Linked DNA regions of Homo sapiens: region 2 is linked to region 1. A link is a loop called in an ENCODE intact Hi-C map of the cell type or tissue named here. Cell type or tissue: mammary epithelial cell. All regions are shown on one strand. Each heading gives the region's core, and the rest is flanking DNA. Links, peaks and the distances in the headings are about the cores only. Region 1 overlaps CSE1L (chromosome segregation 1 like). Region 2 overlaps ZMYND8 (zinc finger MYND-type containing 8).

The links. Peaks named below come from ENCODE experiments on the same cell type or tissue, not always from the same donor. Only the 100,000 strongest peaks of a DNase experiment are listed, where the experiment ranks them.
Region 2: it touches region 1 in a loop (28-fold over the local background); 2 of 110 quality-filtered maps call a loop at or near these places.

What each region holds. Positions count from the first base shown.
Region 1 is chr20:49,047,852-49,056,190 of GRCh38, reverse strand. All of the region lies in intron 1 of CSE1L (chromosome segregation 1 like), which reads right to left. Among named protein-coding and RNA genes, the nearest start is that of CSE1L, 5.7 kb to the right of the region's middle. In mammary epithelial cell, for the core only: a CTCF peak has its summit at 3,678; no DNase peak of the experiment used is centred there; H3K27ac peaks cover 211 bases.
Region 2 is chr20:47,256,132-47,264,470 of GRCh38, reverse strand. ZMYND8 (zinc finger MYND-type containing 8) reads left to right here. Exons shown (of 23, transcript NM_001281775.3): 12 at 2,043-2,183. Among named protein-coding and RNA genes, the nearest start is that of MIR3616, 93 kb to the right of the region's middle. RefSeq lists enhancers at 4,747-4,886, 5,267-5,376. In mammary epithelial cell, for the core only: no CTCF peak of the experiment used is centred there; DNase peaks (open chromatin) are centred at 5,260 and 5,550; H3K27ac peaks cover 1,788 bases.

The DNA of each region.
Region 1 (8,339 bases), core at 51-8,050:
AAGCTGCAGTGAACCAAGATTGTGCCACTGCACTCCAGCCTCAGAAAGAGCGAGACTTTGTCTCCAAAAAAAAAAAAAGCGATTTTAGAAAACTCCACTTATGCTTAGATTCCATTAGGCAGCTTTTAGATATATAGCCACATGTAGATGGGAAAGTGGAGCCCTTTCAGGGAAATCATGCACCAAATTAACCAGAGGCTTCTATGAAAAAGAAGAAAAAAACTAAACACACAATTTTTGTAAAATGTAAAAAAGGTCAGTGGAAAAAGTTCAAGGATATCATAATTCAAATTATGAAAAAAAACTTCACATATAGAAGAAAACAAAAAACACACTCCAAAATGTAGAACAGTGATAACATCTCGGTGATAGATATAAGGAGAGTTTTATTCTCTTCATACTTTTCTAATCTTACAATCACATATCTATTATACATTTACAGTAAGGAATTTAAAAAATTTTATTATTTTTTCAGACAGAGTCTTGCTCTGTGGCCCAGGTTGGACTGCAGGGGCATGATCATAGCTCACCACAGCCTCAACCTCCAGGGCTCAAGCCCCAACCTCCCACCTCAGCCTCTTGAGTAGCTGGGACTACAGGCGCAATCAACCATGCCTGGCTAATTTTTGTATTTTTTGTAGAGATGGGGTTTCACCATATTGCGCAGGCTGGTCTTGAACTCCTGACCTCAAGCAATTTTCCTGCCTCGGCATCCCAAAACACTGGGATTACAGGCATGACCCACCATACCGGGACCCATTTATTTTTAAAATGCCTATGACAATATGCAATCAAGTTCCTGTCCTAGAAGGAGCTTCTGTAATAGTTCAGAAGACAAGACACAACTGAAATGCCAAGTACAGGCCTATATACCCTTTACTAAAGTGATGAAATCCAAAAATAAAAAAACTTAAAAGTTTGTTTTTTAACAAGTTTGTGGCAAACTCACTTGGCAGCAAAACCAGCCTGAACTGCCTGAGGCTATCAACATAGATTTATCTCACTTAGTATGCAAATTTGTTTCACTAAAGAAATATCAATACGTTTGATTACAGGGTGCTACCCCAAGCCCCACTGGGGATGTTGTATAATCCACAGTACATGCATCCAAAAAAAATCCCAAATTCTGAAACATCTGTCCTCTGAAGTGCCAAATGAATCACAAAGACAGCACCTTAAACGTTAGAAAATTAAGAAGGGAGTCACGGGGTTATGTGGCCATCCAAGAGTTTCCCAGAGCCTGAGCCTTGAGCTGAACCTTGAAAAATATGTGTATCTGAATAGGCAAAGTAGGATGAGGGCGCATCTGCCAAAATGAATTGTGAGAGCAAAGTAACAGAGATGGGAAGAGAGAATAGTGGGCTAGGAGATCAAGACCAGATCATATAGGTTCCTCCATACTTGGCTGAAGAGTGCCATGATTTAATGTATGGGGAAGTCATGAAGGTTTTCTTAAGTGGGTAAAAATGTAATGAAAGTGGAGTAGAGGACCTTTGGGCTGGTAATGGTTTGCAGAATGGGGGAAGTGTCACATGTATGAACCAGGCACACGATGCTAGATGTTTTCATAGGCTTCATATCATTTATTCCACACAATGATTTTACACACAAAGAAGGGCACTCAGGTTGACATATATTAACTATATATGGTTAATAAATAAAGATCAGATTTAAATCAGTCCAACTCCGTAGGTCTACCCTCTTTCTATTACCCAAGGCTGCCTCTTAGGTGGAAATGACAGACGGCTGACCAAGAGTGAAAGCACTCACAACACAATAGAAAGGCTGATGTGAAAAGAGGGCAGCCAGAGGACAACTGAGCGGTGGGGAGCCAGAAAATAAGAAAATATTATCTAATGCTGTGCTTATGCAGGGCACTCCCCAACAGCCAGAAACCCCAACCTTCTAAAGAGAATTATCTGTATTCTACATGCTGCAGTCCTTCCCCTTAATTAGAAAATGTGTTTATCACAGGAAGCTAATGTTCTGACTGAGTAGATCCCACCACCTACCTAATCACTCCCTCTAATCCAGGTGTTCCACTCTATAGGTGTGAAAATCAAGTCCCATTAAACCACACATACAATCTATTGAGAGGCTATACCCTTTATGGTTTTTTATATCACAAGTTTGGAAAATGCTACACATTATATCCTGCCCCACTTTGGAGATTCACAATACAAAGCACTTTAAACTCACAAAGTTACTGGTTCACATCAATTAATCCAGAGTCTCCACTGGTGGGAGGCTGAGGCAGACGATCGCTTGAGCCCAGGAGTTCAAGACCTGCCTGGGCAACATGGCAAAACCCCATCTCTACTAAAAATACAAAAAATTAGCCGGGCGTGGTGGTGTGGCCCTGTAGTCCTAGCTACTTGGGAGGCTAAGGTGGGAGGATTGCCCAGTCTCTCCCATTATTTGGCTATAGAACTCCTTTTCAATAGAACACACTTTGGAAAGCAATGATTTAATCCATTTATTTTCCTATTCCTTTTTTCTGTATTGAAATGGTGGATCAGTTATGAAATCATGAAAGTTTGGGCCAGGTGTGGTGGCTCACACCTATAATCCCAGCACTCTGGGAGGCTGAGAGGGGCAGATCACCTGAGGTCAAGAGTTTGAGACCAGCCTGGCCAACATGGTGAAACCCCGTCTCTACTAAAAATTAGCCATGCCTGGTAGCACATGCCTGTAATCCCAGCTACTTGGGAGGCTGAGGCAGGAGAATTGCTTGAACCTGGGAGGCAAAGGTTGCAATGAGGCGAGATTGCGCCATTGCACTCCAGCCTGGGCAACAAGAGAGAAACGCAGTCTCAAAAAAAAAAAAAAAAAAAAAAAAAAAAGTTAGTTTGCTGTGGTCAAGTTAAATCATTAACATCAGTGTATCTGAGTTAAAGGAAATTGGCCTTTCTTTGCCATATGCAAATTTATTCTACCTTTGGGGATTCATGCAAGGCAGATTGTTAGAAACTTGGGTGGGGAGGGTGCAGGGGCAGATTTACAGATCTATTTTGTCTTTAAAAAAAAAAAAAAAAAAAAAAAAGAGAGACAGGGGGTCTCACTGTATTGTCCAGATTGGATTCTAACTCCTGAGCTCAAACAATCCTCCTGCCTCAGCCTCTGGAATAGCTGGGACTACAGGCATATGCCACCACACAGGGCTTATTTTCTTGATTTTTAAAAATACACTTCTTAATAAATCTGCATTTCACTTTCTTCATTATGTTTCTCTAGCATTTGTATATTTCTCAACTAAAACTCCTTAGATTCCTCATAATTACTTGTCTTAAACACCCAAACTCCTGGCCAGGTGCAGTGGCTGCCGCCTGTTAGCCCAGCATTTTGGGAGGCCAAGGCAGGTGGATTGCTTCAGCCGGCTTCAGACCAGCCTGGGCTAACACAGCAAGACCCTGTCTCTACTAAATATACAAAAAATTAGCCAGGTGTGGTGGCACACACCTGTAGATCCAGCAAATTGAGACTGCTGTGAGTTGTGATCAGGCCACTGCACTACAGACTGGGCAATGGGAGTGAGACCCTATCTCCAAAACAACCACCACCACCACCACCACCACCAAATCCCTTACCACAGCAGGGTCTAAGCAATCTGGTATCTACTGACCTCATCTCCTACCTCCTCCTGGCTCTTGCTACATTCCAGGCACAAAAGCCTTCTGTTCTACAAACTGGCCACAAGAGTTCTCCCTGACCATAATAATGCTCATCCTCTAATTTGATAATGGACACCATTCAGCACTCAGCCCACTGTCAACTCTTCAAAAAGGCCTTCTACGATTACCATCTACATCATCCTTGTTTTACTGTGTTAGCAATTACCCTCATTTGAAATAAACTTCTTTGTCGTCTCATACACACACTAGACTGCAAGCTCCTGAGGGCAGGGACTTTCGTCTGTATGCTCAGGACCTTCAGCATTACCTGGCACACAGTACATATTTAGTAAGCATTTGTTGTATGAACTAAAGGATAAGTCACAACATGTCAGTCACCCAGCAAAACATGAGTTTCCAGTCAAGACTGGAGACTATCCCTTCAGATCAATCATTAGCAGCCCCAACATAATGTGGGAACTCAGTTGCATGAATGTCAGATGAACAAATGACCAACTTAACTGCCACAATTAAATTTGTTTATTCAAAAGTACTTCAAGAAAGTGAATTTTTAGATTTGTTCTGGCCTGGCAGAATGGCTCATGCCTGTAATCCCAGCGCTTTGGAAGGCCGAGGCGGAAGGATCACTTGAGGCTAGGATTTCAAGACCAGCGTGGGCAACATAGTGAGACCCTGTCTCTACAATAAATAAAAATTAGCCAGGCATGGTGGCGAGCACTTGTAGTCTCAGCTGCTCTGGAGGCTGAGGCAGAAGGACTGGTTAAGCTCAGAATTTTAAGGCTGCAGTGAGCTATGATCATGCCATTGCATTCCAATCTGGGCAACAGAGTAAGACTCTGTCTCTGAAAAAAGATAAAATTTATCCTGTATTACCTGTTCAAACATGCCAGTGATTTTACTTTTGTTTCAGGGTTCTGTACTTACCATTCCTTCTGCCTGCAGAGCTCTGCACACGGAAAGCTACAAGGTTTGCACTGCCCACTTCATTCTCATTCAGGACTCTTGTTTTTTTTGGAGACAGGGGTCTTTGCTCTGTCACCCAGGCTGGAGTGCAGTGGCGTGATCTCAGCTCACCGCAGTCCCCGCCTCCCAGGTTCAAGCAATTCTCCTGCCTCAACCTCCCAAGTAGCTGGGACTACAGGTGCGTGCCACCACGCCCGGCTGAGTTTTATATACAGTAAAGATGCGGTTTCACCGTGTTGGCCAGGCTAATCTCAAACTCTTGACCTCAGGTGATCTGCCGCCTCAGCCTCCCAAAGTGCTGGGATTACAGGCATGAGCCACCGTGCCCGGCCTGGAAGGACTCTTTTCAAATGTCATCTTTTTTTCAGAGATGCCTTGCTGCACCATCCTATCTAAAAGAGCATTCACCTCAGTTACTCTCCATGCCCTTACTCTACTATTTTCCAAGTACATTTTATCAGGCATATTAATTTCTTTTGTCATTTACTGTGCTTCTCTCTTCACTAGATTGTAAACTCCACTGATAGTAGGGACTTTGTGCTTTGTTCACTGCTCTCTCCCTAGAGCCTTACAATAGTGATGAGCACCCGTTATATATTTGTTGTACTATTTTAAAAAGCTAGATACCTTTGATGTTTCCATCAAAAATATTATTCTTCATCTTTATTTTGGTTGGTTGACTGTGTCAAACAGAAAGAGGTGGACACAACCTTCTAGATTCTAAAACCACAACAGGCTGAGCAAGGTGGCTCACTTCTGTAATCCCAGCACTTTGGGAGGTGGAGATGGGACGATCACTTGACCCCAAGGACCGTTCAAGACCAGACTTGGCAACAATAGTGAGATCCTGTCTCTACAAAAAATTTTAAAAATTAGCTGGGCTCAGGCCGGGCGCGGTGGCTTACGTCTGTAATCCCAGCACTTTGGGAGGCCGAAGCAGGCGGATCATCTGAGGTCAGGAGTTCGAGACCAGCCTGACCAATGTGATGAAACCCCGTCTCTACTAAAAATACAAAAAAAAAAAAATTAGCCGGGCGTGGTGGCATGCGCCTGTAATCCCAGCTACTCAGGAGGCTGAGACAGGAGAATTGCTTGAACCCGGGAGGCAGAGGTTTCAATGAGCCAAGACTGCACCATTGCACTCTAGCTCTAGCCTGGGCAACAAAAGTGAAACTCCCATCTCAAAAAAAAAAAAAAAAAAAAAAAAAAATTAGCTGGGCTTGGTGATACCCTCCTGTGGTCCTAGCTACTAGGGAAGTTGAGGCAGGAGGATTGCTTGAGCCCGGGAGGTCTAGGCTGCAATAAGCTGAGGTCTTGCCACTGCAGTCCAGTATGGGTGACTGAGTGAAACCCTGTCTCCAAAAATAAAATAAAATAAAATAAAATAAAATAAAAATAAATAAATAAAACCACATAATAGAATGAAACCTAAAATGATTAAGTTGAGATGCTAGGGTAGGACTATTTTTAAGTTTAAAAAAAAGTGAGGGGTTATATAAATATGCATGTTATAATCCCTCAAAGTTAAAATACTACATAGATCCCAGAATCTTAATACTCTTTTTTGAGACAGGGTCTGGGTCTGTTACCTAGGCTGGAGAAATGCAGTGGTGTAATTCTGGCCCACTGAAACCTCTGCCTCCTGGGCTCAAGCCATCCTCCTACTTCAACCTCCCAAGTAGCTGGGACTACAGGCACACACCACCACACCTGGCTAATTTTTGTGTTGTTTCTGTAGACATGGTTCCAGTGTTGCCCAGGCTGGTCTGGAACTCCTGAGCTCAAGTGATCCGCCCACCTTGGCCTTCCAAAGTTTATTCTTTGGGAATATTCTTTAAGGAACTATTTGTCAACAAATCCTTTTTATATCGCCTTGCAGATATAGTCTATAAAACCGAATTCTAAGCTTATCCTTAATTTGAGAAAATAAGAGAAATCAGGGACTTTTAGAGAACATTTTACAGGTATTCATAATTATCAACAAGATCAAGCTCTAATTATCTTATGCAACCACAAGTAAAGGTACTTTGACACTCTGAAATATTAGCAATATATAAATGCAAAAAGTGTTACTGATCTAAAAATGACTCAAACTAGAAACAAAACATTCATTTTGGCCAAGTAGGGTGGCTCATGCCTGTAATCCCAGCTCTTTGGGGGGCCAAGGTAAGCAGATTGGTTGAGTCCAGGAGTTTGAGACCAACCTGGGCAACATGGTGCCATCTCTACAAAAAAAAAATAAAAATTAGTTGAGTGTGGTGGTGCACGCCTGTAGTCCTAGCTACTCGGGAGGCTGAGGTAGGAGGATAGACTGAGCCCAGGTCAGCCCAGGCAACACAGTGAGATGGTGTCTCCAAAAAAAAAAGGGAGGGAGAAGATAAGAATTCATTTTTATCACCTTTAAATGAGGGGGTGATACTTTTCTTTCTCCACGTAACTATCTTTGGAAATCTCTACCAATACACAATTAAGAAACTTAAAAAAGCATCACAATAAATCAGTTATGGCAGACATCTAAATTTCCAAGTTCTTCTTGTTGAATGAATGGCCAGACCTAAGTCTAGCATCTTCCCACAGGCCCTCAATTACAGGTGGAGATTTCTGGAATAAAAGCTTTGTTTTCCAAAGCCATCTCACAGACATCTGTGACATAAGCTGATCCAAGATGTCTGCCTTTTTCTTAGATATGTCCTCAACACATTAGAGAACCATTCCCGAGGCCTTACATTTGGGAAGAGGGAAAGAGATCCAATGAATGAAAACTATCTGGCACCCACACATGAAGAACATATCCCAACACCTCAACCTACCCTCTGCTTTCTAACCATAGGAATATACCACTTAGAATCAAATCCAAACTCCTTACATTGCCTACAAAGCCTTCTATGATCCGGGTCCTGGATATTTCTCCCTTCTTCATGTAACACTCTAGGAACCTAAGATATTCCTTAAATATTTCAATATTCCAAGCCGGTTCCTGTCCTTGAGCCTTGAGCCTTCTATTCCCTCTACCTGGAATGTTCTGCCCCTCACCTTTTAATGGCTGGTCTCTACCCAAATGTCACCTCCTCAGAAAAGCCTTCTTCACCTGTCACATAATTCTGTCACTATCTGAAATTATCTAATGTTTTTTCTTTCGCCCACGAGAATACATGGTCCTCAAGGGAAGGGACCTTGTCCATTTTTGTTTTTTCACTATATTCCCAGAGATTAAGTGGATGCTCAATAAAGTTATTAAATGAATAAAGAAACAAATTAATTCCAAAACTAGAGCACTGCTCTTGCATCCATCCAATCCTGTCCCAGACCCCAACCAGCAGAAGTAATCAGAAGGGGAGAGAGACTTCCCTTGCACTGATGGTAAGAAGTGAAAGATAAAGGGTTGTAGGAGCGGAGAGACGAGGTCCATTAGGATCCTCTGAAAGCATGTCAAAAAAAAAAAAAAAAAAGAGAGAGACACACACAGAGAAAGGCCAAAGATATGACTATGTGGGCCCAAGGTGAGAAAAAGAGCAATTGGTGGAATCCAAGACTAAAGGGTCCCCTTCTGTGCCTCCAAGGAAGAATAATACTTGTGCATCTACCATGTGGCAAGCACAGGTGGGATGGCACCCACCAGGGAGAGAGAAGTAAGCAAGACAGACAAGGTCCTTGCTCTCAAACAGCTTACATTCTAGCAGTTGAGAAAGATAACAAGTAAGCAATAAGTAAGTGTTAGTAAATGCTATGAAGTAACTAAAACCA
Region 2 (8,339 bases), core at 291-8,290, 1.8 Mb after region 1:
ACCCTGTCTCTAGTAAAAATATAAAAAATAGCCGGGTGTGATAGCAGGAGCCTGAAGTTCTAGCTATTTGGGAGGCTGAGGCAGGAGAATCGCTTGAATCCAGGAGGCAGAGGTTGCAGTGAGCCGAGATTGCACAACTGCACTCCAGCCTGGGTGACAGAGCGAGACTCCATCTCAAAAAAACAAAAGCAAAGAAAACTTATTTCTTAAAACAATTTCTAATATTTATTGAGCACTTGCTCGGCGCCAATTGACATAGATCGACGACATTGATCCTCACTCCCTTATCATTCCCGGATGAGGAAAAGGATTCCCAGCTGCATGCCTACTCCATCCCTATGCGGCGTGTCAGTTTCAGCACTTTTGACGTTTGGGGCCAGATAACTCTTTCTTGTGGGGGGCCGCTCTGTGCATGGCAGCAGATTTAGCAGCGTTTTGGTCTCTAGCTCCTAGATGCCAGTAGCAACCCCCCACTCTCCTAAAATGTCTGGATGCAATGCCCAGTGTGCCCTGGAGAGAAGAATTGCTCATAGCTGAGAATCAGTGGTTCAGAGGATAACCCCAAAGCCCTAGAGGTTAATGGGGAAATAGAAAATAAAACCACTCTAATAGCAAACAGTAACAGAGTACTTACTGCATGCCAGGCACTGTTCAGATGATTGATTTAATCCTCACGGCAGCCTGATGAGATGTAGCTACTGTTATTGTCCCTTTGTATCATATTATTAGTGTCTCTCTTTGCTGCTGCCAGGAAGAGGGAGGCAGAGGTGCCAGTAACTGGCCCAGGGTTACACAGCAGGGCAACAGCTGAGCCGGGGCTTGAATCCACAGTGTCTGGCTTCTAATCTGTGCTTGAATCCAGGCCTCTTTACTTCTGGAGTCTTTCCCACTATATTACATTAACAGTAATGCAGGCAGGTCCTGGCACCAGAGCTGCCTAGCTTACTTGGATTCACCAGCCGAGTGGTATGTGAGTTTCAACACACTGAAGCCTTGTTCTGAGTTTTCTAATTTGTCAGGTGAGGAAACTGAGGCAAGTGCTGCCCACACAAGTGTCCCAGCACTTTCGAAGCCCCTGGGGAGTCTCAGTTCCTAACTCCAATTTGCCATCCACAAATTTCTTTCCAGCACCAGATCAACTCAGAATGTTTCTTGCTCATCTTGGAAGAGTTGGCTGTCATTGTTGTTAGTGATGCCTTTAGTCCCAGCTGTTTTTAAATGGGCCCAAGAGGCATTAACAGGACAGTCCCAGTACCATGGAGGGGCAAGGACAAAGGGGCAGGATTTGAAGGATCTTTAGGACGCTTGTTGGCCCCTATGAATGCTTGCTTTTTTAAACGTAAGTGGTTTATTGTCCTAACCCTGTGAAATGAGGCAGGGGAGAAGCAGGTCGTAGGTCATTTTAAGGTATTTTTAAAAGCCTTAGGCATAGGTACAGTTCTCTCTCCTCCTGTGAAAGTTTGAAATACAGTAAAGAAGGACATAATTTACCAACGTCTCCCTCACTCCATCTGGTACTGGGTTTGGCTTTACATAGCCTCAAGAACCTTTGAAATGGGAGCTGGAGATTTCCCAAGGGGCCAAGTTGGTCCCTGGCAGGTGCAGTGGCTGCGTGTGAGCTGGCCGTGGTGTCTTTCCACAAACAGATGATACGCATTTGTAAGCCTGGCTCCCGTTCTCCACATCTGGACCATGTGGGGGTTGGTTTAATCGCTATTTATGTTGAGATTTATATCCGTGAATGGGCCAAACCAATTTCAGTGGCAGCTTAGCCGATTTGTCTTAGAGCTTTGTGCTTAATAGAGTAACTGGGGAGACCTTCTTCATTTGTGGCTTTAACGGTTTCACATCCGGTTAAAGCCCTTTGCTGAAAATAAATGGCCAACCTGCTATGCTCCACCCCACCCCATTCGTGATACTGTAGCGGCCTTGCTGAAATCAAACACAATTTCATAATCTCTCCATTCTCTCCCTACACCACACCTACACGTTCTACTTGTTTATTTGTAAACCTGTCTTTTAACAATGCCATACTTTTTCAGCTTCACCAGCCTCCACCAAGACGGGACAAGCAGGGAGTTTATCCGGCAGCCCAAAGCCCTTCTCTCCTCAACTGTCAGCTCCTATCACGACGAAAACGGACAAAACCTCCACCACCGGCAGCATCCTGAATCTTAACCTGGGTCAGTCAGAATTTTTGCCAGTATCTTTCTGTGGCAACTGTGGATATTTTTGCAAATGACGTATCCTCTTGTGTATGTGGTTCTTGAACCTTCAACTCTTTTCTCTATGCAAAAAATGCAAAAGTTTCAGAGGATGAAGGTGAGAAAAGATCTGTGAAAAGAATAAGTAAGGGATTTCTTGGGGCTTATTGACATACAAATTACTTTTTTTTTTTTGAGATGGAGTTTCGCTCTTGTTGCCCAGGCTGGAGTGCAAGGGTGCGGTCTCGGCTCCCTGCAACCTCCGCCTCCTGGGTTGAAGTGATTCTCCTGCCTCAGCCTCCCGAGTAGCTAAGATTACAGGAGTATGCCACCACACCTGGCTAAGTTTTCTATTTTTAGTAGAGACAGAGTTTCACCATGTTGGCCAGGCTGGTCTCAAACCCCGACCTCAGGTGATCCACCCACCTCTGCCTCCAAAAGTAATGGGATGACGGGCATAAACCACCATGCCTGGCCCAAAGTGCTTTTATCCAGGCCAGTGTTTCCACCTCAGTTGTCCTTGACCACATTAACCCAGTTCTATTTGCAAATTATACCCATGGCACAGAAGCAAGTAGGAGGAATCAGTACTTACCTTTCCTATGTGCAGCATACTCTGATATTCCTTAATTCTCTTCTTCTAATTCTTACACTCTGGTCTTTATTCCCTGGATGATGATGATGATGATGATGATGATGATGATGATGATGATGATAACTGTTTTTTTAGAGATGGGGTCTCACTCTGTCACCCAGGCTGGAGTGCAGTGGTGTAATCATAGTTCACTGCAACCTTGAACTCCTGGGCTCAAGCTATTTCCTGCCTCACCCTCCCTGAGTAGCTAGGACTACAGGCCTAGCTAGTTTTTAGCTACATACTCAGCTAATTTTTTGTAGTGATTGGGTCTTGCTGTGTTGCCCAGGCTGGTCTTGAACTCTTGGCCTCAAGCAGTCCTCCCACTTTAGCCTCCCAAAGTGCTGAGATTACAGGCATAAGTCACTGCACCTGGCCCATTATTGATTCCTTATTATTATTATTTTTTTTGAGATGGAGTTTCGCTCTTGTTGCCCAGGCTGCAATGCAATGGCGTGATCTTGGCTCACTGCAAACTTCTGCTTCCCAGGTTCAAGTGATTCTCCTGCCTGAGCCTCCGAGTAGCTGGGATTACAGGCATGCACCACCACGCCTGGCTAATTTTGTATTTTTAGTAGAGATGAGGTTTCTCCATGTTGGTCAGGCTGGTCTCGAACTCCCAACCTAAGGTGATCTGCCTGCCTCAGCCTCCCAAAATGCTGGGATTACAGGCATGAGCCACTGTGCCCGGCTGCTGTTGATTCATTATTGATTGATTCATTGCATCCTCACCATTGATTTTTCTTGAACATCTATTATGTGCTGTGCACTATTCTAGGCATGGAAATAGAGTACAAAGCAAGTCAGCTAAGGACCTGCTCTTGTAGAGGCTGGGTTTTTAGAAAGATAGAGAAAATAATAAAGGCAAATAACAAGGCAGTTCACACCATGAGAGGCAGTTCACACCAAGATAGTTCACACCATGATGGATGTCTGGAAGGTAATGTGATGAGGCAAGAGATGGGCAAGTTGCGAAGCAGATGTCACAGTTCACTTAGGTGGAGGGGTTAAACGGGGCCTCTTTGAGAGGCGATATTTGAGCTGAAGTTTACGTGACAAGAAAAATCAGCCATGCCAGTGTCAGGAGGAAAAAGATTCTAGAAGGAATAAGAGATTTTAAAGGCTCTAGGGTTAGGATTAAGTTGGTGTGCTATAGGAGTAACTGGGTGTGTTGTAGGATTAGCAAGGAGGCCAGGGTGGCTGCATCCCAGTGAGTGAGGGTGAGGCCAGTCCGTGGAGTCGGAGACAGTACGGGGGCCTCGTAGACCCTGGTGTGGATGGAGGGTTCAGCGCAGGAGGGATGTGAATGGACTTCACATCTCAGAAGAAGCCCTCGGTGCTGTGTTTCAAATAGTCCATATCAGTCAACCATTCTCATCTGGGGGCAATTTTGTAACACTTCCCCACCCACTGGCAATGTTTGGAGACATTTTTGGTTGTCACACCTGGGGTTGGGGTGCTCCTGGCACCTAATGGAGGGAGGCCAGGGAGATACCACCCAACATCCTACAAAATGTAGAACAGGGCCCCCAACAGAGAATTTCTAGATTGTGTCAGTAATTGTGCTGACAGATCTGGGTATGGCAGGAGAAGCCAAGGGTCTAGTTTAGATTATGTAAATTTGAGCAGCTGTTACACCCCTAGGTGGAGAGGTCAATAGGGCAGCTGGAGGCAGGAATTAGGGTTCCCTGTGGCCAGGTTCAGGCAGGAGGTGTAATTCTGGGAATCTTGACGTGTACGTGGGATTGGGTTAGAGTGGTAGTTCTTGAAATGACTTTGAGGGGGTGATGGGGACACTGCTGGCATCTAATGATTGGTGGCCAGAGTTGCGCTAAACATCCCCCAGTGCATAGGACAGCCTCACTCAACAAAGACTCCAGCCCCATTGGCTTACTGAGGTTGCGAGTCAGGGGTAGAGCATTGAGCAGGAGTGAGGCCCCTGGGACATTGAGGATGTGGAGTTCTGGTTGAGGAGGAGAAGCAAGGGGTGGAGTAGCCACACCAGGGGAGTGTGTTGCCCTGGAGCCTCCAGTATGGGGGTTTCAGAAAGAGAGGGCGGCCACCTGTGCCCAGTGACGCTTAAGTGTGAATTCCACGCCTTTGGTGGTTGGCGCCCTCCAGGTCCATCTTGTCCTACAGTGCCATTTTCAGATGGAGAAACTGAGGGAGGTCTGGAGAGGAGGCATGGGGTGCCCAGGATCCCAGAGGCAGCAGGGCTGGAGCACAGCCTGGCTCCAATCCTGGCTCACCTGTGAGTACAGCCCTGATGTAATAGGATGGTCAGGGCAGTTGCTTTCGGGGCTCCCATTCAGACCAACCAGTTGGTTCCTCACTTGAGTGAAAAGGGACACACGTGCTTCCTTGGGAACATTCATTGTTCCCAAATCTGTGGTTTGCTTTCTCACACCCTCCTTCCACCTCCACACCCTGAAAAGAAATGCTGTTTGGAGGCGTTCTCACGGTGACATTTCCTCTCTGCCAGTCATGCTTGTCAAGAATAGCTCTTTGCTGAAACTGGGTGGTCATTGGGCTTCCTCGTGACACTGTGGGTCTTTCAGTTTGGCTTGATCTGTTGTGGGAGTGAAAGGTTTCTTCCTGTTGTGTGTCTTGGTGGGTGGGCATGGTGGTGGGTGAGCACCAGGGGAACCGAGGCCCTCTTGTGTCTCCCCTGGCAGCTCTTCCGGTTCAGGACACATTTCTTATCTTCGTCAGCAGGAACAAGAGCATTGGGAATGTGGGCGTTTTGTGGGCTGGGATTGCAATGACCTAACGGGAAGAGGATCAGCTAGGGACCGATGGAAGTGCCGTGGGTGGGGAGGAGATCAGAACAAGCAGGGCAATGTTAAGGAATTCTCCAGTGACTGCCCAGGGACTGAACAAATGCTTTATAGGGCTTGATTCTGTCTGTCAGCCGTGGAACGACTTTCCCCAGACAGGGACAATGAAAGGGAGCACCCTGGATAATGATGAAGTTATTGTAGCTAACAAAACAGGATTTCCTTAAAAAATATATCAGAAAAGGCAGAATTACAGAGATGGGGAACAGATGAGTGATAGCTGGGGGTTGGAGTGCAGGAGGGTTTGCCTACACATTGGGAGGGAACTCTTCGGGAGATGGACCTGCTCTGTGTTTTGGTTGTGGTGGTGGTTACAGGAATCTATGCAGGTGTTACGACTCATAGGACTGTATTCTCCCAAAAGTGAATTTTGCTGTCTGTAAATTAAAACTTTTTAAAAATTACAACAACCTTTAAAGTAGGTAATATCTATGTTTCACAGAAGTGTAAACTGGGGCACAGAGAAGCAAGTTACCTACCCAAGGATCAACCATGGTTTGTGGTAGAGTTTGGCCTTCAGGCCCAGGCCTGTCTGCTGCAAAGCTTGAGCTCTTAGCTGAGATACCTGAATGTCTCCTGTGCCTATTGGATACGTCAGCTTTTTTGGGGGTCAGGGGGTAAGGTGAAGTTTTGAAATTTGTAAAGGATGTGGCTCTTGCCAGCTTAACCCACATTGTCGGACTGAATTGTCAGGAAAAACAGAACTCTAGATTATTACAGGAACTCTCCTAGTTTTTAAAAGCTGACAATCAATTTCATTAAAAACAAAAACTGGCTAGGCTTGGTGGCTTATGTCTGTAATTCCCGCACGTTGGGAGGCTGAGGCAGGAGGATTGCTTGAGCCCAGGAGTTCAAGGTTGCAGTGAGCTATGATTGCATCACTGCACTCCAGCCTGGGTGAGAGAGTGAGACCCTGTGGTACAAAAACAAAAACAAAACCCCAAAACTCTATTTGGGCCAGACAAACACATACAACCAACAATACAAAAATAGTCCATAGGTTGTCAGTTTTTATTTATACTATACTGTAATTATATTATACTGTTACACTATAATTAAGAATATATGGTATATAAGTATATGGCATTTTAGTATATGTATGTGTGTATATGGTATATGTATGTATATTGGGTATATGGTATGAGTATATGTATGTGTGTATATGGTATGACAGTATATGGTATATGGGTATATTTGAGTATATGTATGTGTGTATGGTATATGATGAGTATATGGTATATGGGTATGTTTGTATATTGGGTATATGTGAGTATATGTATGTGTGTGTATGGTATATAAGTATGTATGTGTGTGTTGTATTTGCGTGTGTGTATATGGTGAGCATATAGTATATGGGTATATATTTGTGTGTGTATGGCATATGAGTATATGGTAAATGTGTATATGGTATGTGAGTATATGGTATTTGTGTGTATGTATGTGTGTATATGGTGAGTGTATGTGTATTTGTGTATATGGCATATGAGTATATGTATATGTGGTATATGAGTATATGGTATTTGTGTGTGTGTATGGTATATGACTATATGGTATAAGATGGGAAGGTTTGTACAGAGACCTGGTTCTTGCCCAGGTTGCTAATTCACTGTTTCCCCTCATTTGCTGTCTGGGGCCTTTCCTCTCCTCACTAAAAAACAAGGAGCTGAGCCCAGTGGATTATTACGAGCCCCCTGTATGACTCAGCAGTGATTATAAATAAGTCATAAATAGGAATGAGTTTCTGAGACTAGAAGAGAAGAGGTGGGCCCGGTCCTTTTCTTCTTCCAGACTCCTGTTTGCTTTCTCTGATGATCCCATCTCCTCTTATTTCACAGAGGGTGTTTACTTTGAGCTGAAGAAACTCAGCAGTCAGTAGTCCTGTTAGTGACAGAAATGCGCCTTGATGCTCTGTTGAAAATGCAGGCAGGGCCAGGGAACGTCGTCACACCCCGAGACTTTCTGTTTATTTCTCCACTGTTAATGACAGGAGGCATCCTTTCTTTTTGTGCATAAAGCGGTATCTTGGAAGTCGGGCTTTCTTTGAGAGCATACATGGAGTGCCTGGGCCCAGATTTTTCAGATGTTGTCTTGATTTTCTTTAGAGTGAATGAGGTGGGGAAGATCTCTGTTTGGCTTTGACTGAAAGATAGTGTCTGCCAGGGTCTCTCTCTTTTTTGAGATGGAGTCTTGCTCTGTCGCCCACGCTGGAGTGCAGTGGCGCGATCTCGGCTCACTGTAAGCTCCGCCTCCTGGGTTCACACCATTCTCCTGCCTCAGCCTCCCAAGTAGCTGGGACTACAGGTGCCCGCCACCATGCCTGGCTAATTTTTTGTATTTTTTAGTAGAGACAGGGTTTCACTGTGTTAGCCAGGATGGTCTCAATCTCCTGACCTCGTGATCCACTCGCCTCGGCCTCCCAAAGTGCTGGGATTACAGGCGTGAGCCACTGTGCCCGGCCTCTCTTTTTTTAAAAAATAATATAGAGACAGGGTCTCGCTATGTTTCCCAGGCTGGTCTCAAACTTCTGGCCTCAAGCAGTCCTCCTGCCTCAGCCTCCCAAAGTGCTGGGATTACAGGCATGAGCCACCATGCCTGGCCAGCTAGGGTCTTTTGTCTAAGTGATATTGCTCCCTTGAAGGAACTGACATTTTGTAGTTCCTGGAA